2 separate regions of the Homo sapiens genome follow, and region 2 is linked to region 1. Evidence: read pairs that join two places in POLR2A ChIA-PET (ENCODE). Cell type or tissue: MCF 10A. All regions are shown on one strand. Each heading gives the region's core, and the rest is flanking DNA. Links, peaks and the distances in the headings are about the cores only.

Region 1 (16,477 bases), core at 6,705-14,704:
AGTTAGTCCAAGAAGATAATAAAAGGCTTCCTGGAGGAAGGGACATTTAAACTGAAACCTAAATTTTACCTTATGTGCCAAGTTCTTATCAATGGCATTTCTAACTAGAATTTAATTATTTCTGCAAAATGCTTTCTGCTCATTACTGGGGTGTGGCCTTTGTCTCTCTCTCTCTCTCTCTCCAAAGTGTTCTTCCCATAATGTGAAGAGGAGAAAGATCTTTTAAATCTTTTTATATAAAAGAATAATTTACAAGTTACAGATGCTCCTCAACTTATGATAGGGCTAAGTCCCAATAAACCCATCATAAGTTGAAAGTGTCCCTAAGTAGAAAGTGTACTTAATACAACTAACCTACCAAACATCATAGCTTAGCCTAGACTACCTTAAACATGCTCGGAACACTTACATTGCCTACATTTGGGCAAAATCATCTAACACAAAGCCTATTTTATAATAAAGTTTTGAATATCTCATGTAATTTATTTAATTTTGTACTAAAAGTGAAAAACAAAACAATTGTGTGATTACTAGAAGTACGGCTTCTACTGATTGCATTTTGCTTTTGCAACATTGTAAATTCAAAAACTCCTCAATCAAACCATCTTAAATCGGGGACTGTCTGTAGAATCTAAGCTGAAAACTCCTTCTCCCCATTGGACAGAAAACAGTTGCCACATAACTTCCTGTGTAACATTATTAAGTATCCATCCAGATTAGAGTAGCTCAAGGTTTTAAGATTGTATTCCTTTATGCCATACTAATTTAGGCCACACAAACTATTAATTGTTGGTGTAATTTTCCAAATGAATTATTTTTGTGTATTTTCCAAGTAAAGTACTTTTGAGATTTAATAAAAAGAACTGGCCTTATGTTGATATACTGGAAATGCTATCCCAGCTTTGTCCCTGCCTGAGTCTTTTCCATCCTTCTCTGCCTTTCTTCCAGTGCAATCTATGGCTAATGTGCATTACAAGGCCAGATGTTTCTGGGGAAAACTACAAACAAACAAACCCTTGCTACTTGTCAATAAGTGGTACTACAAATATCAGAATATACATCTATATTTTTTAGTGATAGATTATTTGAATCAGTCCATTTATTAGCATTTAAATTTGTTACCACCAAATCAGTTGAGCAAGATGTTAAGGGGGTGAAATAAATTCTTTTGGACAAACTTGGTCGTTGTCACTTGTAGAGAAAGACAATTGCTTATTTTTGTAGCAACTATTGTCACAGACAAAAACAAAAAACAATACTTCTGTCAATTCCCTTTTAGTCTGAGTTTCAAGGTCAAGAGATGCATCAAGAAAGTATATCTGTGTAACTACAGAAAATCACATCCCTGACTGCCCCAGCACAAGGCCTAGGCTGTTTCAGGCAGTTCCTCTCTAATGATACTGCATTCCCAGAACATTTAAAAATTATTCTTGAGAACTACAACCAAGAAATGGTGGTCGGGGGGAGAACTAGGTCAGTCCAGAGTCACATGGAGAAGTGTCTTCTAGACACTTTTTGGAATATCTTGATGGCTCACAATGAACCCATTAACTGGTCCCCTCAGCTATGGCAGAGCTGTGTACAACGTCCCCCATCCTCCCTCTGGCCAGTGACTGGACTGGAAATAGGCTGCTGACTCAAGCTGAGCAGAGTCCCTTCCCAAGGAATCTGGAAGTGGGGATGGGAGCAGAGAGAGTGTGTCTTTCCATGTGGTTGGAACTGTAAAAAGTAAATATGAAAGCTGTGGCTGCCATCTGCCAGCTGCCATATGGCTTGAATAACTGAGAAAGCCAGATGCTGCAGAAAAAAAATGAACTGAGAAACAAAGTAAGCTCTCTCTCTCTGAGTTCCTGCTGATATTTCCATTTCAGTGTCAGCTCTTTTGACACCTGGTTGCTTGCATTCCTGCCTTAGCTTCGTGAGATGCTTCTATTTTCTTATGTTTCCCCTTTTCTACCTAAAACAGTTCAAAGTTGGTTTCTACTCTTGATAAACAAACACCCTGATGAATCCTGAAGGCTAGGCATTGTCCCCACCAATCTCTGGTGAGGCAGTTGTTTATCAAGAGTTGCCCTGTGATGTGCACATTGCTTTCTCCTTAGCAAGGTGTTCCACTCATCAGTCCTGCTAGGCAAAACAAATGAGAAAAGATGCACGAAGCAGAGTGGGAAGAACTGGACACAACTGAGTTGAAAGCTAACCATATTACTTATTTGCTGTTTGACCTTAAACTAGTTTCTTAAGGTCACTGAGCCTCTGCTTATTTACATATTCACATCTGCCTTGCAGGATTGATTAAATGAAATAATTTATGTCAAAATGAGATTATGGTTCTTGGAGCAGTAACTGTAATGATATTGTCACTTGGTATCCATGGACACATTTAAGGCTCTCTTCCACAGGAAGCAATGAGATAAATATTTAGACAGTTTTCAATTTTTCTGCTATTAACAGAATTCTGCAGTGAACAACCTTGTAACTAAATCTTCAAGCACACTTTTTTTTTTTTTTTGAGCCGAGTCTCACTCTGTCGCCCAGGCTGGAGTGCAGTGGCGCAATCTCAGCTCACTGCAACCTCCGCCTCCCAGGTTCTAGCAATCCTCCTGCCTCAGCCTCCTGAGTAGCTGGGACTACAAGGGCCCATCACCACGCCTGGCTATTTTCTTTTGTATTTTTGTAGAGATGTGGTTTCACCATTTTGGCCAGGCTGGTCTTGAACTCCTGACCTCACATGATCCGCCCATCTCGGCCTCCCAAAGTGGTGGGATTAGAGACATGAGCCACCACACCCAGCCAGCCTCTTGAGTAGCTGGGACTATAGGCACATGCCATCACACCCCAGCTAATTTTTGCATTTTTCATAGGGACAGGGACTTGCTATGTTGCCCAGGCTGGTGTCAAACTCCTGGCCTCAAGAGATCCTCCAGCCTCAGTCTCCCAAAGTGCTGGTATTACAGACATGAGCCACCATGCCCAGCTGTGATGTTTCTTTTTAAAAGGAAATTGCCAGCCCTTCAGGGCCTCTCTTTCTCCCTTCCCACAGACTGGAACTCAAACCCAATTGAGACCATGTAAATGAGGACAACACCTTAGGGAATGGCAAAACAAAGACTGAAGTACTTTAGGACCCTGAATGACTGCATGGAACAGAACCCTGCTGGAGCCCGAAGCACTGACCTCTGACCTCTTACCTCTGACATGAGATGTCTCTTTGCTACAGAATCTCAGTCTTATCTTAATAGCACAGGGGGGTCAATACATCTTTTATTAGTTACAGTAAGGCACTTTGGAGTACTAATTAAGTTTTATACAATGAGCAGGTTAGGTATGACTTGACATCATCCGTAACAGCCAAAATGATGTATCCTCCACCTACATGTTCCAGTATTTCATTTGTTAGTATTATTCATACCCGCATAAAGAAAATTTTCCTTCCTTATAAAAGTGCAGTGGTTTCAGTGCTAATCATTCCCTGCTTCCTCTCCACAACAGTTCCTTCAGTGTTAATGCACGGCATCTTAACTGACAGCAAGCTACTGAATTTCAGGTATATTGCTGACCTAAGCGGATTTAAGCAAACAGTGGGTAGTTCTTTTGTTTATTTCCAAGTCTGAACTTGCAGTTGATTATCTGCAAATATTTTGTAGGATTATAGGTAGATTTCCAGAGTTAAATTAGTTGTATAATACATTATGGAGACTACAGCCTAATTTTTTTTTATAGCCTAATTTTTATAAAAGTAACTCCCTTAGTATTGCAGCAAGCTCAATGTTAACTGCTTCTCCCATATGGTCACTTGTGGATGCTTATATTAAACTGATGCGCTTTCATTATACATTAATGTTGGCTAACGTGACAGCCTCTAAGTAATCCAGATTACATATGGATGACTCTGGAAATAAAGTGAATATTGAACATTCATGCAAATGATTTCTAAATAGATGTTTAATATATTCCTTGCTTATGTAAATTAAATTGCTTTGTGATTAACACCTTCTTTGTTCCCCTTCTCTCAAGGATCATAGAGTTCTGTGCTTTCTATTGTCCAATGTCTGAAAACAGTTGGTTTTATTTACTTTATTTAATTTTATGGCTATTTACTGGGGGAAGGTAAATTCACTATTCTGTTATGGCTGAAACAGAAGTCTCTCGGAAACTTCGAATCCTTTTTTTTTTTTTTTTACCCTAATGCTATATAAGAATTGCCTTATATTAAGTAAATATTCAGGAATAGAGACAGCCCTAAGAACTGGGTCATGTCACTAGCCCTCTTCAGTTGCAGTTCACGGATCCTCCACCTTGACAATAACCATGATTCTATCCATTTCTCCTCCCTTGTCTGCTGCTACCACCAACTCCTCAGCACCTCCTCTATACATGCATTGCAAGCTTTCTCCTTTCTCATAACTTTGGTATGCTGAAGATTTATACTGGCCTTTCTCTATGAATCCTTTCAGCTTCAACTTCAGCTCTGTATTGCACATGGGAACTCTTGAAAAGACAATCTGATCCTGTCCCTCTCAGGGGAGAAACTTTTGGGCCACAGCTTTTTTCTCAGCTATAGCAAGGAAAGCAGATAGGGAAAAGAGGTGAGTTGGTCACTATGTGCAGAATATGGCCAATCAGAGAAGTTCTGCTAAAGGAGCAAGCAGGTGTGGCAGTTGCTGAGATTTGCCTATAGCAGTTATTTACTTACATGTCTATGTCTCCTAATTTTAAGCTTTTTGAGGTCAGGTGCCATGTTTCAGGTATTCTTCAATGCTTAGTGCCCAGCACATTGCTTGGTACATAGTAGGTTCTCAATACATTTTACTGAATGAATGAATGAATTGATGAATGGCTATCTTGGCTCCCCAACTAGACTGTTAGCCCCCTTGATTGGCCTCAGAGTAACATAGATCCTTAAAATGAACAAATTACAAGACTACTTTGGGGATTGTTTTAAGAAATCCTGTTTAAAAAATAATTGAAATGCTAGCCAAAGTGTTTTTTGATTTTGCTTTAATGATTTTAATTAGTATCCAACATCAATTCTTAATCTGTATACAACAGTTCTGGAGTGACCTGGATAACAATTTGTTTGCTCATACACCTTAAGTACTCCCCAAATAGAATGTATAAAAGTACTAATTTAGATTGGTTTTGTGTAATCTGTGAATAAATAATATTTTACAGCAGTTCTCTGGGTAATGAGAGTCACTCTGTACAGATAGTAGGTATGTACTTAAATATTTATACATTTCCCTCTGAGCTAGTAAGTCATTGACCCTGAAGCTGGAATGAGGCTGGTTTGCACCTTGGAAAACTTAATCGTTCCCATGGTAACACAGAGACTCTTGCCTACCACTTCTTCCCACATCTTTGTTATATTTAAAGCAAGAAATTGTTATTTACTTCATATTTGATATGTTGATACAATTTTCAGGGCACAAATTCCTAACCTCAGCCATTCTTGTGTATAAAATATTGCCATAGTAACAATAAAAAAACTGATTATAAGTAATAACTTATGAACTGAAAAATGATCTGTCAATTCTATAGCATTTTAGAGTTCAAAAAATGTTCCCTCAATTTTGCGACAATTATCAAGATGTTGGGATTAAAAACATATTTAACCAACTAGTGAACTAATGATTCTTACATATTTTGAAAAGACAACTACTAAGTTACTTTACATGTTTAAATTTAAAATATTTTTTGCTTATCAAAAAATAATTTCTGTTCATTATAGCAAAGTTAGAGAATAAAGACAGGCAAAAAGAACATTTAACAATCCAGTAATCTCCATTTCCCATGGTTATTATGTCTTTTCAGTATCTTTTCAGTGTGTGTATATGTGGAGGTGATGTGGCGATGGTGTTGAAGAGAGAAAGAAAGAAGCTCATCTCCCAATAAATTTTGTTCTGTATTCTGATTTTTTAAAACTTCATATATGCCGGGCATGGTGGCTCACGTCTGTAATCCCAGAACTTTGGGAGGCCGAGGCGGGCAGATCACGAGGTCAAGAGATCAAGACCATCCTGGCCAACATGGTGAAACCCTGTCTCTACTGAAAATACAAAAATTAGCTGGGTGTTGTGGTGCGTGCCTGTAGTTCCAGCTACTTGGGAGGCTGAGGCAGGAGAATCGCTTGAACCTGGGAGGTGGAGGTTGCAGTGAGCTGAGATCGTGTCACTGCACTCCAGCCTGGCGACAGAGCAAGACTCCGTCTAAGAAAACAAAACAAAACAAAAACTTCATATATTATGAACATCTTTTCAAATATATTAACTATAGTGTCATTTTTATTGGTTGAATAGTGTTGATGTTTGGTTGAAGGAATTTACCATACTTTAGTTAACCAGTCCTCTTTTTGTTGGTCATTTTCATTTTTCAGTTTTTCACCAATATCAAACATATACCAAAAAAAGATAAAGAAAAAAGAAAGAGAGAGCAAAGAAGGGAAAGAGGGAGGGAGGAAAGAAGGGAGGGAGGAAGGAAGGACACTGCAATGAACATCTTGTGGCACACATTATTAATTACCTTCTCTAATACTGAGTATTATCTTTAAAAATAATCCTTACCAATTAGATAGGCAAAATGGTATTTTAATGTTGCTTTGATTTGCATCTTTTATTATTGATGGAAATGAAAAAAAAATCTTTGCTGACCCTTTTCATTTCTTCTTTTCTGATTTACCAGTACAAGTCCTTTGCCCATTTTTCTGTTTGGCTATTTATCTTTTCCTTACTGATATGTAAGACTTCCTAATTGTTAGTCCTTTTTTTTTCTCTTTCCATTTGGCACTTGCCCTTTTTCTTTTTCTTTTTTTCTTTTTTCTGAGACAGGGTCTCGTTCTCACACTGTTACCCAGGCTAGAGTGCAATAGTGCAATCATAGCTTACTGTGGCCTCAAACTCCTGGGCTCAAGCAATCATCCCATCTCAGCCTCCTGAGTAGCTAGGACTATAGGCACACGCCATTATGCCTGGCTTTTTTTTTTTTTTTTTTTTTTTTTTTTTTTTTTTTTTGGAGAGATGGGGGTCTTGTTATATTGCACAGGCTGGTCTCGAACTTCCCCGCCTCAAGTGATTCTCCCATTTCAGCCTCCCAAAGCTGGGATTACAGGTGTGATCCACCATGCCCAGCCTGCCCTTTAATTTTTTGGTGACTTCTAAAGCACAGTTTTTAGTTTTTTAATATTTAAAAAATAAATATTTTACTTAATGTTTCACATAATATAATCCCCCCTCCCAAGACTATACAAGTTTTTCTTTATATTTTCTTCTCGTAAGGCTATGGTTTCATTTTTATATAAAATCTTTAAAATCATCCAAATGCATGAAAGTCACAATAAATCACTAGAAATTTATTTTAGAACATGGTGTATTTTTTCCCTCCAAACAATTGGCCAATGACCCTTTCATTTATTGTATAGTTTATATTTTCCTCACTGATTATAAATGTAACATTTTAAAAAAAGAGATGGGGTCTTGCTATGTTAGGCTGAAGTGCAGTGGCTATTCACAGGTGCAATCACAGTGCACTAAAACCTCAAACTCCTGTGCTCAAGTGATCTTCCCATTTCAGCCTCCTGAGTAGCTGAGACTACAGGCTTGTGCTACCATTCCCAACTTGAATGCCACTTTTATTATCTATCTACTTGGGTCTGAATAACATTGAATTTTAATGTGAAAATACAAAGATGCCCCACGTATCTAACCATTTCCCCTCTGTGTGTGTTGCCTGGGACCTCTTCAAAAGCTGTTTTTAATCAGCTATTGTGTGGAGGGAAAATAAGGTTTCATTTCAAATGCCAAAAAGATACTGAATGAATCTCTTTAAAATTAAATCAGAAAGTGTTATAAATATTTTATAACAGTGTCATTGCTAATGCAGACTTGTATTGTGAGATATTATAATCTAAGCTCTTTTATTGCTATACATCTGGGCTATGATGGCTTATATTTTATGATCATATTTTGCTCATTAAGCCAATAAAATATTCCTAATTAACTATGGGTGATATATGCATTAATTATATATTTATTATAATTACTCAGGGGCTAAGTATTATTTATGAATTTAAAATGATCAAGGCCGGGCACAGTGGCTCACACCTGTAATCCCAGCACTTTGGGAGGCCAAGGTGAGCAGATCACAAGGTCACGAGTTTGAGATCAGCCTTACCAACATGGTGAAACCCGTCTCTACTAAAAATACAAAAATTAGCCGGGCGTGGTGGTGCGCGCCTGTAATCCCAGCTACTCAGGAGACTGAGGCAGGAGAACTGCCTGAACCCGGGAGGCGGAGGTTGCAGTGAGCCGAGATTACACCACTGCACTTCAGCCTGGGTGACAGAGCGAGACTCCATCTCAAAAAAAAAAAAAAAAAAAAAAAGATCAAACACATTTTGCATACATGGGTACCTGTATGTGACCAGCTGGTAGATCTTAAAGCCAAATGTATTGGTTCATGTTTTTCCAATATAATCAATATAATTATACCAAAGAAATAGAAATCGATTTTGTTATCCTTTAAAGCTCCCAATACTAGAAAAGCATCTGCGTAGGTTTAAGTTGTGCTTAAGTTGTTCCTTTCTCCCAAATACAAGAAAATCACAAAGATACATATTTCTGTTCTAAATATAAACAGTAACCCTAATTTTAGTTTTAATAAAGACGATAGGTTTGATGGTGAATGCCATCATGGTGAACTGGTATTTAGACAGTGACTTTCTCAATCACTTTGCCTGTAATTTAACCACATGCCACTTGCCATCATATGCTCCTGAAAATACTATAATTGGTCACTTAATCAATGTACTAGCTCATTGTAGTAAATGTTGGCCTTAACCCATTTATGCCAGAGGTTGCAAATTTTTTTGTGTGAAAAATCAGACGATGACCTTGAGCATAGGATATAAATAACTCCCACAAGCTTAGCATTCCAATAATGGAACATTAGGAATAAATAGGTTTTAACCAAAACAATGACTTAGGTCAAGTTACATAACCAAGCTTATAAAGGTGAATTTGCAGAATTTTATATTAGGTCATTTCAAAGATACATGTAACTCACTTTTCTTCCCATATATACATTCCAATAAGACATTTCAGGCATGTTTTGGTGCATTTGATAGACGTCAAAAATAATACTTGCTGTCAAAAAACAGCATTAAATCCTGTGTGAGCCTGACTGAAAAAAGAGCTACAATGTGATTACCAAGAAAATGGTCTGCGAATTGCTTGGGCAGAATCTCTAAAGCCTGTTCTTTTCCCAGTGCTCATTTACAGTGAAGAAAACAAACCAGGTGGCAGGGGAATTTAACTTGAAAAGAGGCTTATTTTCCCCTCCCGAGACACAAATTTGATTTTATCTCTTGGCTCATATTACAAAGTGTGGCTGTTCTCCAAATTAGCTGGAGGATGATTTTTAAAAAATGTTTCTCACTTCCTTCCCCTTAATCATGCTTTCTACAGTGTATTGAGAATATCTACCTCTTCATCTCCTCAAGTCTCTCACAGATCATTTCTCATTTCGCCGCCTTCTAACTTCCTGTTCTGTCACAAAATCTCTTGATCAATTCTCTCTACTTTTCTTGTAAAATCCCAACTTTATGTGCTAGGCTTAAAGCCACCACCATTTTTAGAAATCCGCTTATCACATGATAAGCATCATGCCTCCACAAAGGGTATCTCTATTTTTCTTTTCTTTTTTTTTTGGAGACGGAGTCTCGCTCTGTCGCCCAGGCTGGAGTGCAGTGGCGTGATCTCGGCTCACTACAAGCTCCGCCTCCCGGGTTCACGCCATTCTCCTGCCTCAGCCTCCCGAGTAGCTGGGACTACAGGCGTCCGCCACCACATCTGGCTAATTTTTTGTATTTTTAGTAGAGAGGGGGTTTCAACTGATCTTGATCTCCTGACCTCGTGATCCACCCACCTCGGCCTCCCAAAGTGCTGGGATTACAGGCGTGAGCCACGGCAACCGGCCCACAAAGGATATCTCTATTTCATAAATGAAAAAGACTGAGCTTAGAAAAATTCAGTAGCTTTTTCTCGCTCACAAGACTAGTAAAATTTGAAGAGGAAGAGGAATATGTGACTTAATCCCAGGTATAGAAGGCCCAGGGCCTACACTTACTTTCAATACCAACAATGCAGGGGCAGTATAACGTAACTATGAAGAAGAGTTGTTCTGGAGCCAGACCGCATGAGCTTCAATCCTGGCTTTGTCACCTAAGAGTTAATCTAAATTTTTTGTGTTTCAGTTTCATCATCTGTAAAATATAAACCATTTACTGAACAACTATTCATTGGTTCCCAATCATTCCACCTCAGAGTTGTTCTCTGATGTGCTGTCTTGCTTTTGTTTAATTTGTCACATTTTATGCTGATGATCACCAAGGGCTTAGATGTCTAAAAATGAAGGCTTAAATCACTCTATTAGGAAAAGCCCCCCAATCAGTTGGAATAGTAACTGTAAGCAGGGAAACTTGGATGGGTAGTCATACATACTAGCTATGGCCTCATAAACTGTAGTGAGAATGAGTACTCCACACATATTGCTGGAATGTCTGAACACTGAAAAATTACCTATTCCTCTTCCCTGCCTTTTTTTCCTAAAAGACAAGGTCTTGCTCTGATGCCCAGGCTGGAGTGCAATGGCATGATGATTGCTCACTGCAGCCTCAAACTCCTGAGCTCAATCAATCCTCCCACCTCAGTCTCCTGAGTAGCTACGACTACAGGTGCATGCCACCATGCCTGACTAAATTTTTTTTTTACTTTTTAGTAGAGACAGGGTCTTGAAATGCTGCCTAGGCTGGTCTTAAACTCCTGGCCTCAAGAGAGCCTCCTGCCTCTTTTTTTCCTTTTAAAATAAGAACTATCACTGTTTTCTTCTCCTTCCTTTTTTTTTTTTTTCTCTCTAGCAACTATTGCCACCCTGGCCCCAAAAGTTATTTATAGAGTACATTGGTAGTAATTATACTTACAATTTAGTCCATGGAGTGCAGGACCATGAGGAACTATAGCTAGATAAGATTGTGCCAGAATTAGAAGAATAGACATTTTACTTTCAGAGACCATGACTAAAAGAATATTAACACCAAGATGCTCCTTCCATCAGCTGGATGTACCTTTGGGCTTGGAAAGATGGCAAGTATAGGAGTTGTACTGGAACGGCTGGATCAAATAGGTTGAAGGCATTTTTGTCATTGTACATGTGGGGAAAAGCAACCAAGTAATAAGACACAACAGATATCTCTTAAGGCACCGACACAGCTCACAGTGACACCTCCCTCCCCAGCACAGCGTAAGGGTGGAACAGTAGCAAAATATCTATACACATAACTTGCAGATGAATCATGCCTGAGTAACATGGACGTGGAAATATGACCCAAATTGGGCAAACAGACTTGTTTTCCCAAGAAACTGGAATTTTGATGTGAGATGCATAGAGGGTGAGTTGTTTACAGCCCACCAGGAGGACAGTTTATGGATTCCTACCAGTGAGTTTCCCAGAGTTTCCCTGGTTATTCAACAGTTCCCAAGATTCCATGAGATACCCCAGTATCCTTCCACTAAAGTCAACTTTATGAGCTGCAGTTGTTGTTTGAGCCAGAACCTTAACTACTACACTTCCCCAAATAGCCTTCTCTCATGTTATTCCTTTATGTGTTCCTTTCTCTCCACCAAAATAGCAAAACAGAAAAAACAATTGGGCTTACCAAGAATGCTGTGATATTTTGACTCACTGAGCTTTGGCTGTTTCCCTGCATGAAATTCCCTTCTTCTTCTTCCTGAAACCTTGTTCAAGGATACTTCAACTATGATACTTACCATTGTCAACCCCTAGTTACTTGCTTTGATTTGGAAGGTCGTCCACTGTGCCCTGTCACATCAAAATCATGGCACTTACCATACTGCACTGTGTAGTCTTTGGTTTACTTGCCTGTCTCCCCCATTAGATGGCAAGCTCCTTGACAGCAAGGGCTACTTCCCATCTGACTGTATTTCTCCAGTTCTTTATTACAGTACCTAGTGCCCAGGAGACCCAGTAAGTAAATAGATAAATGAGTAAACAGTTTCTGCTTCAATATGAGAACATGATTAAGCTTACCTGCTTGAGGAATGTGAGGAAAACAGCCAATGTAAAACGGCCACACCCTTTCTAGAGCTGATGACAGCCAACTCGTCCCAAATGTGGAAGTCCAGCGAAAAATCAGCAGAGCCACCTACCCAACCCACAGTTGACTTAGAAGATAATTCCAGAAGAGCTGTCCAACTAATGCAGAGACTCCTAAGAAAAAAGGTATAGTTATTGTTGTAACCCACTGCCCTTTGGGTGGCTTCTTAGGCAGCATTTTTGTAGCAATAAATAACTGGTGCAATATCTGTAGGTTAGATTTTACCTGAGGATCACCAACTTGAGAGCTTTGTTTGCTAAAAAAAAAAAAAAAAGGTTGTAAATCCAAGGATTGCTTTTACAAATCCCACTGTGAATGTGAAGAATGGATATATTTATAAATCAGTAGAAATAATATTTCTCACTACTTAATAATGTTTAAAGATTAGTAGAAGACATTTTTAAAAAGAATAATTTAAAATTAAAAAAATTTACGGGATAATCAAAAGTAAAACCACCAATAACTTCTTTATTCTAGCACACACGTTTGCATTTCTATTGAGCCTTTCTCCATGTACATATGTATTTTCACGTTGTTCTAATAACAATGTTGTATTTAGTTTTAATATTAGAGGAAAATTACCATATTCATATATAATATTCATAAGTATTTTCATGCCTACATAAGTTATTCAAATAGATTTACTATAATTAATCATTGTTTCAATTGTTTTTAAAAGTTAAATTAATATTTTTCTATTACCAACAATACAGCAAATAGTTTTTTCTTCTTTTGGTATTACTTCTTCAGGCAATAGACATTGTCTTTCTTGTTTATTGCCATATCCCCTCATAACCCCAGTAACTAGCAAAGTATATGGTAGACACTAATAAACATTTCTTGAATGAAAGCAATGCATGAATGAGTAAATGGAATTTACAGAAGTAGGCTTTCCAGTTCCATCTGCTTCAAATGCTTTTTAAACAAAATTAGCAGGACTGAATTAGATTCAACATTCACACCATTTGAAAGAAAAATTTATTTGCATCACAATTTAAACTTATCATCTATAGATAAAGAGATTTGCTATTCACCTCAAAATCTGAGTTAGTTGCATAGTTGACCCACAGGAATGTATCAGCTTTAACTGAAAAGACCAAAAAAAAAAAAAAATTCTAAGGTGTTTGTTCATGAACTGTTTGTACAAATATACTGGATATATACCATTTATTCCCAGTTCTCATCCTCCTCTGCAACGCTTGACACTTTGGGCTACTTCTTTTTCTCAAACTTGGTTGGTTGTGTATCTGTTTTTGTGACAATGAATTTACACAACTTCTCTTGCTGTTTCTTTGACCCCTCCTTTGCCCTTGCCTGTGGTCATTCTCTAAATATTTCCTTAGTCTTCTGCTCTTCTCCCTTTGCAATCACTGTCTATAATCACTCACCTATAATTTGGCTTCAACTTGTCCTTTCTGTGAAACATGCTCAGATCTGTATACCTAATCCTGATCACTCCATCTGTGTCTTTTCAATCTCATCCTCCTCCATTTCTTTGAGCTTCATTTTGCTTGTATTTTCAATCTGCTTCTCTTCTCTGGCTCCTTTCCCTTGAGCTACATGTGCCTTTGCAATTCCTCCTTGACCCTGCTTCTTCCTTAAGGTGTTTTCTCATTGCTCCCTTTTCCTTCACCACCAAACTTTTTGAAAGAGTACTCTCTGCTGCCTGGCTCTAGTTCTCCCCCCATTCCTCTTCAGTTCTTTGCATGTTGACTTCCGATCTCTCTTCCTGAACTTTTACTTCAGTAACACTATCTTTGATCCCCTTCCAACAATGCCTCTCTGTGGCATCTCACACTCTTGTAACTCTCTCCCCACGACTTCCTTTACATAATGCTTCTTGGTTTCTATCAAATCTTTCCTCAAATATTTTCTTCTTTTTGCTTTCTGTCTTTGAACATTTTTCAAAAAATTCTACCATCCTTAAAGGTCTTTATCCAGTTTCAAAGTTAACAAATATTTATTGAGTGCCAAGGACTGTCCTGGCTCTGGGGATGCAGAAATAAACCAGACCCTCACTGGCTCTGGGTACTTACAGTCTAGCTTAAACAAACCCTGCTATAGAGGGACTTGTTACATAGCCCTACTATATGATCCCACATCTCCGCTGTCCAACTCTCACTGGATACATCCATTTGGATAGCTATTTCTTTCTCTCCATCCAAATCTACCTCTTCTTACCATCATTGTCCCCACCTCCATTATTATTTAGGCACGGTCCTCGTATCTCACGGTAGATGCAGGCAGAAGCTAAATCCTGTAAATTCTGTTTCCAAATGCCTCTAATTTGTTTCTTTTATCTTATTATCACCAAACTTTCTTTGTTCAGGTCTACATCATTACTATTTTTACAATAGCTTAATAATTAATGTTCTTGTCTCTGTCCATTCCAGACCATCTCACATGCGAACTCAAACTAATCTTTTTAAACATTATTGTTTATGTCATCCCCCTTCTCAAAAATGTTCACTAACTCTTTCCACTGCTTACAAAAGGATCTCCAGACTTCTTAAAATGATGTGGAAAGACTTGAGACTTTGTAGTCAGAAAGCTTGGGTTGCATTTCCAATCTGCCACTTATTCACTCTGTGACCTTGAATAATCTCACTGGGCTTCAATTTTCCCATCCATCAATTGGGATTAATGACTAGTTATAAAGACCAAATACATGTGAAAGTGCTTTATATTTTTAAAGTCCTATAATGAATATAACCTTTTTTCCTTTTTTTTTTTAATTTAGAGATAGTTACCAAATTACAAATAGCTTCAGCTTTGGAGTTAAGTAACAACCTGGTTTGAAATTTCAGCTCCATTACTTATTATCTGTGAGACTTTGAACAAATTAGTAAAACTCTCTGAGACTGTTTTCCCCCCATGTCAAAACACCTATTTTGCATGGCTATATGGAAATTAAATGAAATAGCAAATATGAAAAACTTTTGGCCCAGTGTATAATTCATATCAGGCACTGATCTGTTTTCTTTTTGCCCTAACCTACTTTTCCTGCATCATATACCACTACACCTCTTTACAAACCTTATTAATAGAGCCACTCTAGACTACTTTATTTCCCCAAGCCATACAATGTACTTTTGTGTTTTTTCTTCAGCTACATGCTCTTTCCTTCCCTATCAAAATTGTACTCAATCTTCAAGGTGCAGTTAAAATATCCAGTCCTCCATAAAACCCTTTGTACTCCACAACTAGTGTGTTAATCACTTCTTCCCATGCATTCTTAGCCTGTATATTTTATCACAATATTTATTTGAATCTGGTTTATATTCTGCTTCTCCCACCAGATTATAGGGTCTTCAAGAACAAGGTGGGAGTTATATTCATCTTTATTTCTCCCACATCATAGTCAGGACACTAGACAGTTATTGAATGAATGTAGAAATCAGATGCTGTCTTCTCTTTCCACTTTCTATAGGACACCACTTCTACAAATGCCTGCCCAAACATGTGCAAAAGCAAGCACATCTTCTCTAAACAGCTCCCTTTCAACTCCACTGTTTTTGACAGTGACACTCCCCTAACCCTACTCTGAGGCTAAACTTTTTTTTTCCTTTTCTTGAGGCAGGGTCTCACTCTGTCACCTAGGCTGGAGTGTAGTAGTGTCATGGCTCACTGCAGCCTCAGCCTCCTGGGCTCAAGTGATCCTGCCACCTCAGCCTCCCAAGTAGGTAGGATCACAGGTGTGCACTACCACACCTAGACAACATGAAAAAAAAAAGTTTCATATATATGCATTCTCTCTGAAACTCTTAAAGCTTAATAAGGAGATGTTCTCTTTGTCCTTAAAAGCCTATTTATAATACAGATACATGTAGTGTACTATAAATAACTATTTAAATATGGGCTACAGATTAGCATATTTTATGACATATCACACTGGTATTTATATCCAATTAAATTTCTCTCAGCCACGTATGTAATAAACTAGTTACATGGTTCATTACTAGTTGAAGACTGACCAAGCCTGATAAAGATGATAAAAGACACTAACATTATATAACACTTCATACTATAAAAAGTACTTTCACACAACTCTCATTTGATTTTGAATCCTGTGTGTTACATAATATTTCTATATCTGAACTGAAGAAAATGAGGCTTGGAGAGTGACTTGTCTAAGTAAAAAAAAAAGCTGGGACTGGAACCTACAACTCTTACTACACATTCAATTCTGTTTATGCTACCACAGAAGCCTGTAGCAATAAACTATTACTGAAATAATGTGTGCTCTACTCGTCTATTTAGCATAAGTCTATAAACATAAATGTTACATGAAAAAGCAAAGTTATAGTT
Region 2 (16,477 bases), core at 4,528-12,527, 120 kb after region 1:
ATCGTCCTTCCTTAAGCTCTCAAGAAGCTGGGACTGTCTATAATATTGACTTTAATTTTACTTCACATTTTTTGGAGGGTGCTTGTCTAGAGGAGGTTGACAAAGAAAATTCATTATTAATGTAAACTGAATTGCTTCTCCAAAAGTAAATGAAAGGCCGTGAAACTGCTGTAGGAATTCAGTTTTGTTTTAAAAATACAATAATTTTGTGTCTATTATTTGGGAAGCACTGTTATGTTTGGTGAGATTTATGAAGGCTTATGATATTGGCCCTGCCCTGACAAAAGGTAGAGTTGCTTTGAGATGATATAACTTTACTGTAAACTCCAAAATACTTCCCTACATTGATACCACTGCCCAGAATGCCCTCTGTTGACCAATTCCTATCAACCCCATGCCTCCAGACTACCCATTCTGGATATTGTCTTATGGGACTACCACCTTATATTACGGTTATTATAGTTATTTCTTGTGTATTCAAATCTTAGGGAAATTGTCATGGTATAAATACTTAAATATCTTACATTCCCTTTTGTTGGTAGAAATTGTTGTGTTCAACATTGTATTACAGACGTTATTGCTATTAGTTAAGGAGGATGAGTGAGAGGTATCAAGATATCTGTTTATGTCACCATTCCATAATGACTATAATAAGTTGGAAGCTAGAGAGCTGCCTCTAACCAGTATCTCCTTTGCATAGCCACTCATACTCCATTTACTTCCATTTGCTTGCTTTCTTTGCCTTTTTCTTAAAATATTTGCTCTCTCTCCTTCCCCCACCCTATAAACCTATAAAATATGATTTTGGCTGGAAACTTTAAAAAAACCTATTCTACCAACTTTTTCCTCTGTCAGCTAGTTTGTAGAGAGGAAATAGTAAGAGAAATAGTAATGGCTTATAAATGTCAAATACCTTCTGTGTATATCAACAAGTGCTGTCTTATTTAATAATCTTCAATCTTTAAACATTTTCACTTCAATAGCAAAAAAAAATCTGTCTTGGGGAATATATCTATAGAATATTAAAAACTGGTAGGAAAGGTTATGTAAAGGTTTTGTTCTATAGAATGTGAAAGCCGTTCCATATTTCAGTTCAGGCCATGTCTATCTAATACACCTGAAACACGTAAACAGGACTGATGCTTGTTCATTCAACAGATGTTTATTTCATGCCTATTATGGCTTCAGCACTAAGCTAGGCTTTGTGGGGCATACTAAAAGAATCAATTAGATATCAGCATGAGCCTCAAAGCAACCCTAAAACAACTAGAAAGTAATAGATGGACTTTAGGGCTATGAAAAGTGACTTTTCATTCTAGGTATCACAGGAAAATCTTTAGGAAGACTGTCATTTGACCTAGGTTTTGGAATAAGAAGGGTTATGCAGGTGGGGGTTCCTGACAGGTTCCTAGAGGGCAGATATTGTGTCTTACTCATTGCTTATTCATTGTCTGATTCATTGCTGTATCCTGCCTGGATTAGCCTGACATTAGTAGGGTCTTTAATAAATGTTTGTTGGACTGACCTGAGTCTAGTGTTGCGTTTGACTTGAATTTGAGTGCACAATGTCTGAAAGTAGTGATGAAGGGTAGACTGGAACCAGGCAGGCAAAGAGGTTGGTCTGGCTGATTGCTTGATTCATGAACCTCTTGTGTGTGTGTATGGGTGTGTCTGTGTGTGTGTGTGTGTGTGTAGTTACACATTTGTATATAATCAAACCACTTTTCAGACCATTTAAAAATTCACAGAAGAAAATCTTAGTTTATTGGTAGAAGGGATTACCTCTTGCTTCTGAATACTTTGGTGGCAGGAGGGGAATACCTCTGGGTTTTAGAAGATGAAAGTGTATTTATTTTAGCGCCGCTGCAAGAATATTTGAAGGATGTTATTTCCTTTAATAATATGTTACTAATTTGAAATTAGTTTTATTTTTAAATATATATTATTACTACAGCTCGTTTATATTGTTTTTTATTTTCCCTTTATCTGTGACTGTATACTGTAGGCCCTCCATATCATTTGATTTCCACGTCTGTGGATTCAACCAACCATGGACTGGAAATACTAATTAAAACAATCATACAACAATAAAAATAATACAGATCTAAAAACAATACAGCATAACAACTATTTACACATATCATTTACATTGTATTAGGTATAAGCAGTCTAGAGATGACTTAAAATATATGGGACGATGTGTGTAGGTTATGTGGGTTATGTGCATATACTGTGCTGTTTTATTTTTATTTATTTATTTATTTATTTATTTATTTATTTTTGAGACGGAGTCTCGCTCTGTCGCCCAGGCTGGAGTGCAGTGGTGTGATCTTGGCTCACTGCAAGCTCTGCCTCATGGGTTCATGCCATTCTCCTGCCTCAGCCTTCCGAGTAGCAGAGACTATAGGCGCCCACCACCACGCCTGGCTAATTTTTTGTATTTTTAGTAGAGACGGGATTTCCCCATGTTATCCAGGATGGTCTCGATCTCCTGACCTCGTGGTCCACCCGCCTCGGCCTCCCAGAGTGCTGGGATTAGCGGCGTGAGCCACCCCACCTGGCCTGTTTATTTTGCTGGAGTGCAGTGGCACAGTCATAGCTCACCGCAGCCTCAAACTCCTGGGCTCAAGCGATCCTCCTGCGTCAACCTCTCAAGTAGCTAGGACTCCAGGCATGTGCCACCATACCTAGCTAATGTATCTTTTGTAGAGACAAGGTCTCGCTGTATTGCTCAGTCTGGTCGTGAACTCCTGGCCTCAAGTGACTTTCCTCCCTCAGCCTCCCAAAGTACTGGGATTACAGGCATGAGCCACTGTGCCTGGCTCTATGCCACATGCCATTTTATAAGGGACTTGAGCATCCATGGCGAATACCAATGCTGGTGGACAACTATATTTTTACTTCTATATCAGTTTAAATATCAGTGCTTTTTCTGGAGGTGAGAGGGTGTTCACTGGGAAAAATGCAGTTAGTTTAGATCCCCACTCTTCTGCTTTAATTCCTAGTTTCATGAGCTGATTTATGTACTAAGAGTATTCTAATAAGAAAATATTTTAGAATATTTGAAATATCACCTTCTAATTGATGACAATGATAAATGCTTTAAAACTGCAAATTGTGCTTTAAAAATAATAAAAGTAATCTGTTAGTGTTACAGATAATTTTAATATTGTCATCTGTGCCTTTCGGCATTTTCCTTTTTTTCCCAAAATAAGTTGTATTAACTTCTATGATTGGTTTTACAGAATTTTCATTGACTAGTTCTTTGAAACCTCTTTTATACTATAGGGGGATGCCGTCGGGCATTGTGAGATGTTATCTACCTGGGCATGGGGGTACACCCCTCTAGTCTCAACTATTTGGGAGGTTGAGGCAGGAAGATCGCTTGAGCCCAGGAATGAGTCCAGCCTGGGCAATATAATGAGACACTATCTCCAAGGAAAAATAATGTCTGACTGCTTTTTGTAATGTGGGAGTCAGCATTTAGAATCTGTATGGAGCCCAAGAAAAAAAATCTCTAATAACAAGGATAAAAGTTTATGTAAAGTGTCCATGTTGAATCCAAATTAGTTATTCATGTTTGGCAATTGGGGCATTTTTTCCTTAAGTTCTTGATAAATAACTAATCAGCAGACTTTACAAATATCTCATGAAAGACGGGAAATACTAGTATTTGTATACTTGTTATAGTTTGAAAAGAATCAGTGTATAGAGTGAGATTTTTCTATTTTTGGTACATCATAATTTTGTTGTTTTTAGGGAGTAAAGGATATCTGTTTTGTTTTTGCTGTGTCCTTGCTGCACACCCAATTTATAGAAAAGGAGCCAGGTGCAGCTGCTCATGCTTGTAATTCCAGCACTTTGGGAGACCAGGGTGGGTGGAGCTCTTGAACCCAGAGAAACCAGCCTGGGCAAGATGGTGAAACCCCTTCTCTACCAAAAAAAAAAAAAAAAAAAAAGCAAAAATAAGCTGGGCGTGGTGGTGGGCACCTGTAGTCCCAGCTACTCAGGAGGCTGAGGCGGGAGGATCACCTGAGCCCAGGAGTCGAGGCTGCAGTGAGCTGGTATCTGCCTCTGCACTTTAGCTTGGGTGATAGAGCAAGACCCTGTCTCAAAAAAAAAAAAAATCGTTGCTTTTGGGGGAGTATTTACAGGGGATGACAAGCCACTGAATCCCTCTATTGATTCAACAAATTTGAGTGCTTAATATATGCCAATTGCTTTTCTTTCTTATCTTTTTTGAGACAGGGTCTCACTTCCATAGCCCAGGCTGGAGTGCAGTGGTGCCATCACAGCTTACTGCAGCCTCGACCTACCTGGCTCAGGTGATCCTCCATCCTCAGCCTCCTGAGTAGCAGGACTACAGGTGCTTGCCACCACACCCAGCTAATATTTGTATTTTTTGTAGAGATAGCGTTTAGCCATATTGCCCAGGCTGGGATCTTCTGGGCTCAAGTGATCCATCTGCCTCAGCCTCCCAAAGCACTGGGGATTACAAGTGTGAGCCACTGCGTCTGACCTCCAACCACTATTCTGAATTGTATCACCATTGATTACTTTTGTAGGTTTTAAAATTTCATATAAATGATACCGTATGGTAAGTACTCTTTTGCACCTTCTTCCTTTTTAACATCTGTTTTCTTCCATTTTGCATCTTCTTCCTTGGTATCTGTGAGACTCATCCTTCCGTGGTTAGTTGCAATGTTCTATTTTATGTATAGAATTTGTGTTTTCTTCTGCCATTTGCTTGGGGTCATTACTGGTCTGGGACTACCTTAAACTAGTTTTAAAATGTGCAGTTCCCTTGTGTGGTTGTTGGATTTTGATTTTTTTCCCCTGTATCTCTTGCTAGACTAGCAAAACAGTGATTCTAATTTTTCAAGATTGGCAAACATCCTCAGGGCAAGAGTAGCTTATGTGCTCTTTTACCTTTCTGGATTCTCCTTTTTACTTCACGTTTCTTGGCTTATCTTTGATGATTTAAAAATTTTGATATATATTTTATCCAGATTTTTTATTAAGTTAAATAGTGATAGTTGACCCAGATAACTTAGCCCACCATTACTGGAAACAGGAATTTATTTTTTATTTTATTTTATTTATTTTTTATTTCATTTATTATTATTATTATTATTAATTTTTTTTGAGATGGAGTCACACTCTGTTGCTCAGGCTGGAGTGCAGTGGCACGATCTTGGCTCACTGCAAGCTCTGCCTCCTGGGTTCACACCATTCTCCTGCCTCAGCCTCCCGAGTAGCTGGGACTACAGGCGCCCGCCACCACGCCTGGCTAATTTTTTGAGTTTTTAGTAGAGACAGGGTTTCACCGTGCTAACCAGGATGGTCTCGACCTCCTGACCTCATGATCTGCCGCCTCAGCCTCCCAGAGTGCTGGGATTACAGGCGTGAGCCACGACGCCCGGCCGGAAACAGGAATTTCTTATATTAAGTTTTTAATTTTTGCTATTTTGATTTCTAAGAGCTGTGTTTTTTTGGTTTTGTTTTCTGAATGTAATTTTAAAATAGCATCTTCTACTAGTATCTTGGAGCAATATCTTCTCTTAGTTCTTTTTATAGATCAAAGACAGGTTTTTGAGGAGGAAAACTGGATATCCACATGCAGAAGAATGAATTTTTTGTTTTTAGATAGAGATGGGGTCTTACTGTGTTGCCCATGCTGGTCTTGAACTTCTAGGCCCAAGTGATCCTCCTGCCCCAGCCTCTCAAAGTGTTGGGATTACAGGCATGAGCTACCGTGCCCAGCCCAGAAGAATGAAACTAGACCTTCATGTCACACCATATACAAAAATCAACTTAAAATGGCTTAAAGACTTAAACATAGGACCTGAAACTGTAAAAATACTAGAAGAAAATATAGTTCCATGACATTGATCTGGGCAGAGATTTTTTAGTTATGACTCCAAAAACACAGGCAACAAAAGCAAAATGGACAAGAGGGATTACATCAAGCTAAAAAGCTTCTACACAACAAAGGAAGCAGTCAACAGAGTGAAAAGACAGCCCATGGAATGGAAGAATATTACAGTAATCCACCCTTCAGTTTTGCTTTTTGTGGTCAACTGTGGTCTGAAAATATTAAATGGAAATTTTCAGAAATAAACATTCACATAACTTTTATTACTATTTATTGTTCTAATTGTTCTCTTTTATTATTAGTATTGTTGTTAATCTCTTACTGTGCTTAATTTATAAATTGAACTTTATGGCAAGTATAGAAGTATAGGAAAAACAGTATAGACCCATATAGACTTTGGTACTACACGAGGTTTTAGGCATCCACTGGGAGTTTTACAGTATATCCTCTGTGGGCTGAGCATGGTGGCTCACGCCTGTAATCCCAGCACTTTGGGAGGCCAAGGTGGGTGGATCCCTTGAGGCCAGAGATATGAGACCAGCCTAGGCAACATGACAAAACACCGTCTCCACTAAAAATACAGAAATTAGCCAGGTGTGGTGGCATGCACCTGTAATCCCAGCTACTCCAAGAATTGTTTGAACCCAGGAGGTGGAGGTTACAGTGAGCTGAAATCACGCCACTGCACTCAGCCTGGGCGACACAGTGAGAGAGACTCTGTCTCACAAAAGAAAGAACAGAATGTATCCTCTGTGGTTAAGGGGGGACTACTATATTTGTAAACTATGGGTCTGAAAAGTGGTTAATACTCAAAATATGTAAGGAACTCAGACAACTCTAGCAAGAAAACAACTTGATTAAAAAAATGGGCTGAGGACCTGAGCATAAATTTCTGGAAAGAAGACATGTAATTGGCCAACATGTATATGAAAAAATGCTCAACATCTCTGATCATCAGGGAAATGCAAATTAAAGCCCCGATGAGATACCACTTTACACCTGTTATAGGACTGTTACTAAAAAAAGGAAAGATAAATGTTGGTGAGGATGTGAAGAAAACGGAACCCTTGTACATTGTTGATGGGAATGTAAATTAGTGCAGCCATTATGGAAAACAATATGACAGTTCCTCAAAAAATTAAAAATAGAATTGCCATATGGCCTAGCATCCCACTTCTGTGTATTTATCCAAAGGATAGGAAATTAGTATGGTGAAGAGATACCTGCATCCACTTTCTTTGCAACATTATTCACACTAGTCAAGATACGGGATTGCTATGATTTGAATGTTTGTGTCCCCTCCAAAATACAAGTTGAAGCTTAATCTCTAATACAAGAGTACACATTAAGTGCCCCTTCTCTGAAATGGTTGGAGAAGACCAGAAGTGTTTTGGATTTCAGATGTGTGTGTGTGTGTGTGTGTGTGTGTGTGTGTGTGTTTTTGGGATATTGAAATATTGGCATTATACTTATCAATTGAGCATCCCAAATCTGAAAATCCAAAACCTGAACTGCTCCAATGAGCATTTCCTTTGAGCATCATGTTGGCACTCAAAAGGTTTTGGAACATTTCCGATTTTGGATTTTCAGATTTGGGATGCTCAATCTGTTTTAAGCAGTGGGGCCTTTAAGAAGTGATTAGTCTGTAAGGGCTCTGCCTTCATGGATGGGATTACAGCCCTTATAAAAGGACTTGAAGGAGAGAGTTCACACTTTCCATTCCTATTTGCCCTTTTGGTGTGTGACGACATAGCACCAAGGCGCTGTCTTGGAAGCAGAGAGCAGCCTTCACCAGATACCAGTTTTCCTGGCACCTTGATTTTGGACTTCCCAACCTCCAGAACAATGACAAATAAATTTCTGTTCTTTATAAATTACCCAGTCTCAGATACTTTCTTTTAGCAGCACAAATGGGACTGAAACAGGAGGCAACGTAAATGTCCATCAGTGAATGAATGGATAAAGAAAATATCTGTTTTCACAGTGGAATACTACTCAGTTCTTAAAAAGAAGGAAATCCCAGGCACATGTTTTCAGGATCTCCTGTGGGATGTGTCACAGAAAAAAAAGGAAATCCGGTCATTTACGATAACATGGATGAACCTGGAGGATTTCATGTTAAGTGAAATAAGCCAGGTACAGAAAGACAAATATCACATAATCTCACTTACATGTGGAGTGTAGAAAAGTTGAACTCATAGGAACAGAGCAAAATGGTCGTAACCAGAGGCTGGGTGTGGGGAGAAGTGGGGAGATGTTTGTCAAAAGACTTAAACTTTCAGTTATGCAGGAAGAATAAGTTAAAGAGATCTATTGTACATCATGCTGACTACAGTTAATAATGTATACTTGAAAGTTGCTGTAAGAATAGTTTTATATCATAAATATATATAATTTTTACTTGTCAATTAAAAATAAAAATAGGTTTTTTATGTTTAGTTTTCTTATCTTTGCATAATATCTGTAACCTCCAAGTTTGCATTTTTTTCTTTGTCGGTTTTGGTTTCTGTCTTTCATGTTAGAGGCTTTCCTCAAGTATTTTATGATTCCAGGACTCTGGAAAGATGTCTGTTAAAATTAGGGCATACTGAGCTCTGATATGCTCTGCCTGTAAATTTAGAGTTTGGATTGTTTGAAGTTTTTGATCCTTTTAAAGGAATTTTGCTTGTTTACGCTGGAGTGTTCAGATCCCTTTTTTCTTTTCCAATCCTTTTGTGAAGGCCCAGGAGGTATGCAGGGTCTTCCCAGGGTAGAAGCAAGTTGAAGTGTTGATGTCACATATACCATTGCTGTTTATGGTGTTGGGAGCACAGTTTGAATTTTTTCTTAATCAGGTGCTTAAACAAATAGCTTGTCTTATGTAACAAGAAATTTGGAGGTAGGCCGTCACTGGCGTGGGTTCACGAGATCAACACTCTCAGAGTCAGCATATGTGCAATTGTTTTGGACTTTCCTTTGTAGTTATAAGGTGATAGTTGCAGTTCTAACCATCGTGTTTGTATTTAAGGCGCAAAAAAAAAAGCAGGGAACAACATCAACAATGTTTGCCTCTTTATCACAAATGCAAAAGCTTTTCTAGAAACCCTACAAAAAACATCTCCCTTATTCTCACTCTCCAGAGCTGGGTGCATTGTACCTGAACAAAATTAGGATTCTGTTAGGAAGAAGAGGAATAGGTATAAGGTATGCCAAAGCAAAGAATATAAGATCTCTGTCTCCAAGGAATTAATGATGGCTTTGTAGAGGGAAAACAAATATGTGGATATTTGAATTATTACATGGGAGTTAAGAAAAGGATAATAATACAAGTAACTGATCTGACATTTTAAGAAGAGATGACATCTTAAGGGATCTCACAAAGCCCACCATCATTTTAAGAGGCCTGTTAGTGAAGGACTCGTGTGTCTTAGCTGGACTCTATGGACCACTTCTTACTTGTCACACATCATGCCATGCTGACATCACCTGCCAGAATGGAAGGGTGTTTTGAGCAAGTATCCAGAATTGATGGGCAGTGCATGGTGGAGTTGACCTGACTCAAGACAGATGAGAAGATACTTTAGGGACTGAGGAAAGAGTCATGAAACAAAAGGCCAGAAATTTATTTTGTGAGTAGAAGATTTCCCTGGATGTTGGAAACAAAGATCTATATTTAACCCAAATCTCTTAGTCACCTAAATATAATACCAAGCTATAAATTTGTCTACAGAGAATAAGAGGCCATCAGCCTGGAGTTACTTTTTTTTTAAATTGATAGACTTTATTTTTTAGAACACTTTTAGATTTACTTAGAAATTAAGCAGATATTTATTATTCCTTCTGCCCCAGTTTCTCCTATTATTAACATCCTACATTAGTATGGTACATTTGTTATAACTAATGAACCAATATTGATACATTATTATTAACTAAAGGCCACAGTTTATTAAGGTTTCCTTAGTTTTTACCTAATACCCCTTTTTTTGTTCCATATTACATTTAGTTGTATGTCTCCTTAGACACTTGGCAGTAACATTTTCTCAGACTTCCCTTGTTTTTGATAACCTTGAAAATTTTGAGGAGTACTGGTCAAGCATATTGTAGGATACCCCTCTATTGGAAAATGTCCGATGTTTTTTCATGATTAGACTGGAGTTAATGGGTTTTGGGGAGGAAGACCATATGCCATTTGCATTACATTATTTCAAGGGTGTCTGTTATCCACAGGATTTTATCACTTTTGGCATTGATCTTGGTCACCTGGCTAAAGTAGTGTTTATCAGATTTTTCCACTGTATTTTTTTTTCCTCCTTTTTCTATACTGTACTCTGGAAGGAAGTCACTATGTATAGCGAAAACTGAAGGAGAGGGGAGTTATGCTCCCCTCCTTTATGATAAAGTATCTACATAATTTATTTAGAGTTCTTTTGCATAGGAGATTTGTCTTTTCTCCTCCATCTATTTATTCATCAATCATTTATTTATATCAGTATGAACTGATGGATATTTGCTTTGTACTTTGAGTTATAATCCAAGACTACTTCATTAGTTTTTTTGCTCAGATTATTTCAGCTTTTGACTGTTTGAGCTCTTTCGGTTGGCTTTTGTGTCCTTTTAACACACTGCCATCAATAAGGATTTTCTTTTAAAGCGCTTCCTTACTTTCTGGGACTGTAAGATATGTGATCCAGGCTCATTTTGTGCATTTCCTGCCCCAAACCTAGAATAAGCCATTTCTTCAAAGAGCCCTGGTTCATTTTGTTGTAGAATAGTGTTAGAAACAGATCTGGGTGCTGGGTATGCTCATTGCTACTGCTGTATCATTTCTTTTAGGACCTCTTAGCTTAACAAAAAATACATGTTTGTATATTAACCTGTGTATAAGATGCTCCTTAGGATGGGGTTGTGTTCCAATTAACCAGTTGTAAAGTTGAAAAACCATAAGTTGGGGACCGTCTGTGTACATATTTATAAATATTTCCTTATGTAACCATCTGTATTAAATCTGAGTTCTCACTGATGCCTCCAAATCTAATCCATTACCACATCTATCTTTCTAGCCTCCTTCCTTGCTTATCTGTAAATTCCTACTCCAGTGATTTTCTCTGCCTGCCATCCATTTGCTTAATCGTTTATTTCCAGTATATATGTATTGCAGTACCAGAGTTGTTAACCCATATCCCTGTGGGAAACAACTCTGTCAACTGGAGTACAGTGATTATGTGCAGTTCCTTTGCATTTGGTTTTAGGCTCTTCGTTTCCAGAGTTACTTACATCACCTTTTCTCATGCCCTTCAGTGAGTTTGTTTCATACATTTGTAAAACAGATTCTCCTATCACATTTTACATTCTTTCCTGAGATTCTGTGACCTAAATGATTTTTTAAACTTGCATACATTAACTTTCATTCTTCGTGCTGTGAAGTTCTGTAGGTTTTGACAAGTGCATAATGCCATGAATCCAAGATTCCAAGATCATGTAGAATAGTTTCACTACCCTAAAAATCCCCTGTGGCCTACTTCATACCCATAAGGGTGGCTACCATGAGAACAACAGAAAATAAATGGTGTTGGCAAGGATGTGAAGAAATTGAAACCCTTGTGCACTTTTGGTAGGAATGTAAAATGCTACTGTGCTGTGGAAAGCAGTGTGGTGGTTTCTCCAAAACTTAAACATATGATTCAGCAATTTCACTTCTGAGCATATACCCAAAGAATTGAAAGTAGGGTTTTGAACAAAGATTTACTGAGTAGCTACAGTACATACGGATCTTCTCCTTGTAATTGTAAAGATATGTACAATTTTCTCTAATTTATGCTTATTCAATATAGGAACCTTAAATCTGGTATACTATTTACTAAACACAATATTTGTATTCTGAAAATTGCCTCTATGTTTCTATCATATGTCTCTGGAATCCCAGTTACATGTTTGTTGGATCTTCTTGCTCTATCCTCCACATGAATAAAACATTCATTATTTATATTTCTCTACTGTGTTCTGTTTTCTTTTTACAGATTTTTTCAATAAATTTTATGATAAATTATGTTAATTGGTTGTTTGACATGTTTCCAATTTCAATCATAATATGTTGTTTTCTTTTCTACAAGTACTATTTTGTTCTTTTCCAAACAGTCAATTTCTTGTTCTTTAATCATACTTTCAATAGCAGTCTTTAAACATATTAAACATAATTATTAAATTATTACCTAATAACTTAAATACCTAGTTTGATGTTATTGCTGTCATTCAAGATGTGAGCTATTTACTTGTGGGTTTAGTGATTCTTAATCAGAAGTTCATGTTACTTTAAATTTATCTGCAGGAACCATTGAGGCTTGAGTATAACATGTGTTCCTCCAGAAATGATTTCTATTACTTCTGTCAGGTACCTTGGGGATGATACCAACCCAGAATCCATATAAGCAATAATTTTGACTTGGGGGTTTCTCAGGGCCACAATAGTCATAAGATTTAGGCTACATAGCTACATAAGTAGAAGTTTGAGGCTAAAAATCATCAGGGGAAACTTTTTCTGTTCCTCTCAAACTAAGGCTGAGAGAATTATGCATATCATGGTTTCATTTTGTGGGGTCAGGTTTTTCTGTTTTGCTCTGAGAGAATGTTACCCTTTGGGAGGCCCTGTTTCAGTGTCATGAGGGTTGTCTCTTTTTTGGGGGGGGGGGTTCTTTTTTATTATTATACTTTAAGTTCTAGGGTACATGTGCACAACATGCAGGTTTGATACATAGGTATGCATGTGCCATGTTGGTTTGCTGCACCTATCAACCCATCATATACATTATGTATTTCTCCTAATGCTATCCCTCCCCCAGCCTCCCACCCCCCAACAGGCCGCGGTGTGTGATGTTCACCGCCTTGTGTCCAAGTGATCTCATTGTTCAATTCCCACCTATGAGTGAGAACATGTGGTGTTTGGTTTTCTGTCCTTGTGATAGTTTGCTCAGAGTGATGGTTTCCAGCTTCATCCATGTCCCTGCAAAGGACATGAACTCATCCTTTTTGATGGCTGCATAGTATTCCATGGTATATATGTGCCACATTTTCTTTATCCAGTCTATCATGGATGGACATTTGGGTTGGTTCCAAGTCTTTGCTATTGTGAATAGTGCCACAGTAAACATATGTGTACATATGTCTTTATAGTAGCATGATTTGTAATCCTTTGGGTATATACCCAGTAATGGGATGGCTGGGTCAAATGGTAATTCTAGTTCTAGATCCTTGAGGAATCGCCACACTGTCTTCCACAATAGTTGAACTAATTTACAGTCCCACCAACAGTGTAAAAGTGTTCCTATTTCTCCACATCCTCTCCAGCACCTGTTGTTTCCTGACTTTTTAATGATTGCCGTTCCAAATGGCGTGAGATAGTATCTCATTGTGGTTTTGATTTGCATTTCTCTGATGACCAGTGATGATGAGCATTTTTTCATGTGTCTGTTGGCTGCATAAATGTCTTCTTTTGAGAAGTATGTGTTCATATCCTTTGCCCACTTTTTGATGGAGTTGTTTGTTTTTTTTTCTTGTAAATTTGTTTCTTTGTAGCTTCTGGATATTAGCCCTTAGTCAGATGAGTAGATTGCAAAAATTTTCTCCCGTTCTGTAGGTTGCCTGTTCACTCTGATTGTAGTTTCTTTTGCCATGCAGAAGCTCTTTAGTTTAATTAGATCCCCTTTGTCTATTTTGGCTTTTGTTGCCATTGCTTTTGGTGTTTTAGTCATGAAGTCTTTGCCCGTGCCTATGTCCTGAAAGGTATTGCCTAGGTTTTCTTCAAGAGTTTTTATGGTTTTAGATCTAACATTTAAGTCTTTAATCCATCTCGGATTAATTTTTGTATAAGGTGTAAGGAAGGGATCCAGTTTCAGCTTTCTACATGTGGCTAGCCAGTTTTCCCAGCACCGTTTATTGAATAGGGAATCCTTTCCCCATTTCTTGTTTTTGTCAGGTTTGTCAAAGATCAGATGGTTGCAGATGTGTGGTGTTATTTCTGAGGCCTCTGTTCTGTTCCATTGGTCTATATTTCTGTTTTGGTACCAGTACCATGCTGTTTTGGTTACTGTAGCCTTGTAGTATAATTTGAGGTCAGGTAGCGTCATGCCTCCAGCTTTGTTCTTTTTGCTTAGGATTGTCTTGGCTGTGTGGGCTCTTTTTTTGGTTCCATATGAACTTTGAAGTAGTTTTTCCAATTCTGTGAAGAAAGTCATTGGTAGCTTGATGGGGATGGCATTGAATCTATAAATTACTTTGGGCAGTATGGCCATTTTCCTGATACTGATTCTTCCTATCCATGAGCATGGAATATTCTTCCATTTGTTTGTGTCCTCCATCTCCTTGAGATGGAGTCTAGCTCTGTCGCCCAGACTGCAATGCAGTGGTGCAATCTTGCTCACTGTAACCTCCGCCTCCCAGATTCAAGCTATTCTCCTGCCTCAGCCTCCAGAGTAGCTGGAAGTACAGGTGTGCGCCACCATACCTGGCTAATTTTTGTATCTTTAGTAGAGATGGGGTTTCACCATATTGGCCAGGCTAGTCTTGAACTCCTGACCTCAAGTTATCCACCCGCCTTGGCCTCCCAAAGTGCTGGAATTACAAGCATGAGCTACCGCGCCTAGCCAAAAGTAGGGTCTTAAAGAGATATTTGTCCACCCGTGTGTATAGCAGCATTATTGACAATAGCTAAAAAATGGAAGCAACCCACTTGTTCATCAGCAGATAAATGAATAAACAAAATTTGTTATACACATACAGTGAATATTATTCAGCCTTGAACGAAATTCTGACACATTCTATAAAACATGGATGACTCTTGAGGACATCATGTTAAGTGAAACAAACAGGTCAGAGAAGGACGAATATTGTACAACTCCGTTTACATGAGGTACCTATAGTAGTCAAAATTGGAAAGAAGGAAGTAGAATGATGGTTGCCAGGGAATAGGGGTTGGCAGGAATGGGGTTATCATTTAATGGGTATAGAGTTTCAGTTTTGCAAGATAAAAAGAATTCTGGAGATGGTTGGTGGTGATGGTTGTACAACAGTATGAATGTATCCCAGGACCACTGAACTGTACACTTAAAAATGGTAGAGCCAAGCATGGTGGCATATGCATGTTGTCCCAGCTACTTAGGAGGCTGAGGTGGGAGGACCATTTGAGGCCCGGAGTTTGAGGCTGTAGTGTGCCATAATTGTGCCTGTTAATAGCCACCGTACTTCAGCCTGGGCAACATAACAAGACCCCAGCTCTTAAAAAAGGTAGGCTTGGCGGTGTGCGCAATAGTCCCAGCTACTCTTGAGGGTGAGGTGAGAGGATCACTTGAGTTCAGGAATTTGAGTTCAGCCTGGGCAACAGAGTGAGACCTTGTCTCTTTCTAAACAAAAGTTAAGATTGTAAATTTTACATTATGTGTATTTTACCACAATAAAAAATTGCTTCTCTCCTCCCCACAATTCCTTTGTGCTTGCCCTAGTCATCCCCTCTTCCCGTGTAACCACTGATCTTTTTACTGTGACTTTTCATTACCTCAGAAGGAAAGCTGTTGCCCATTAAGAGTCACTCCCTTCTTCTCCCTCTCCTCCAACCCCAGCCCTAGGAAACCACTAATCTTCCTGTCTCAACAGATTTACCTATTCTGGACATTTCATATAAATGGAATTATAGCATATGTGGTCATTGGTGACTGGCATGTTTCAGTTAGTTTAAATGTTTTCAAGGCTCATGCATACTGTAACATGCATTACTTTGTTCTTTTTTTTTTAACTGAATAATATTCCCTTGTATGCATATACCACATTTTATTCATCCATTCATCTGTTGATTGACTTTTAGGTGTTTTCTATTTTTGGCATGAATAATGCTGCTGTGTGCTGTGAACATTAACGGACAAATTTTTCTTTCTGTGTTTCTTGGAGACAGGGTCTCGCTCTGTCATCCAGGCTGGAGTGCAGTGGCACAGTCTTGGCTCACTGCAGCCTCGACTTCCTGGGTTCAAGCGATCCTCCCACCTCAGCACCCCATGTAGCTGGGACCACAGGCACGTGCCATGACGCCTGGCTAATTTTTATATTTTTGGTAGAGATGGGGTTTTGCCATGTTGCCCAGGCTGGTCTTAAACTCCTGGGCTCAAGCAGTCTGCCTGCCTCGGCCTCTCAAAGTGCTAGGATTACAGGTGTAAGCCACTACACCTGGCCCGATGGACAAGTTTTTGTGTGTATATATTTTTCTTTCTCTTGGGTATATACTTAACAGTAGAATTGTTGAGTCATATGGTAACTCTATTTTTAACCATTTTAGGAACTCCCAGACTATTTTGCATTTTATATTACCACCAGGAATGTGTGAGAGTCCTGATTTCTGTATATCCTTGCCAACGGTTGATATCATCTGAATTTTTGGTTATAGCCATCATAATTAGATATAAAGTAGTATCTTATTGTGGTTTTGATTTACATTTACTTGATGACAAATAATATTGAGCATCTTTTCTTGTGCTTATTGTTCATTTGTATATCTTTCCTAAAGAAATACCTGCTTACCTCAGTTAACTTTTTTTTTTATATTTATACTTTAAGTTCTAGGGTACATGTGCACAACATGCAGGT

What was found. Peaks named below come from ENCODE experiments on the same cell type or tissue, not always from the same donor. Only the 100,000 strongest peaks of a DNase experiment are listed, where the experiment ranks them.
Region 2: POLR2A ChIA-PET joins it to region 1 with 5 read pairs; 2 of 35 experiments call an interaction of 5 or more read pairs at or near these places.

What each region holds. Positions count from the first base shown.
Region 1 is chr1:93,327,255-93,343,731 of GRCh38, forward strand. CCDC18-AS1 (CCDC18 antisense RNA 1) reads right to left here. Exons shown (of 9, transcript NR_034089.1): 2 at 13,204-13,256; 3 at 12,395-12,425; 4 at 12,103-12,282; 5 at 10,123-12,020. Among named protein-coding and RNA genes, the nearest start is that of CCDC18-AS1, 10 kb to the right of the region's middle. RefSeq lists an enhancer at 1,898-2,007. In MCF 10A, for the core only: no CTCF peak of the experiment used is centred there; a DNase peak (open chromatin) is centred at 11,357.
Region 2 is chr1:93,452,665-93,469,141 of GRCh38, forward strand. All of the region lies in intron 1 of FNBP1L (formin binding protein 1 like), which reads left to right. Among named protein-coding and RNA genes, the nearest start is that of FNBP1L, 13 kb to the left of the region's middle. RefSeq lists enhancers at 2,026-2,545, 2,546-3,064. In MCF 10A, for the core only: no CTCF peak of the experiment used is centred there; no DNase peak of the experiment used is centred there.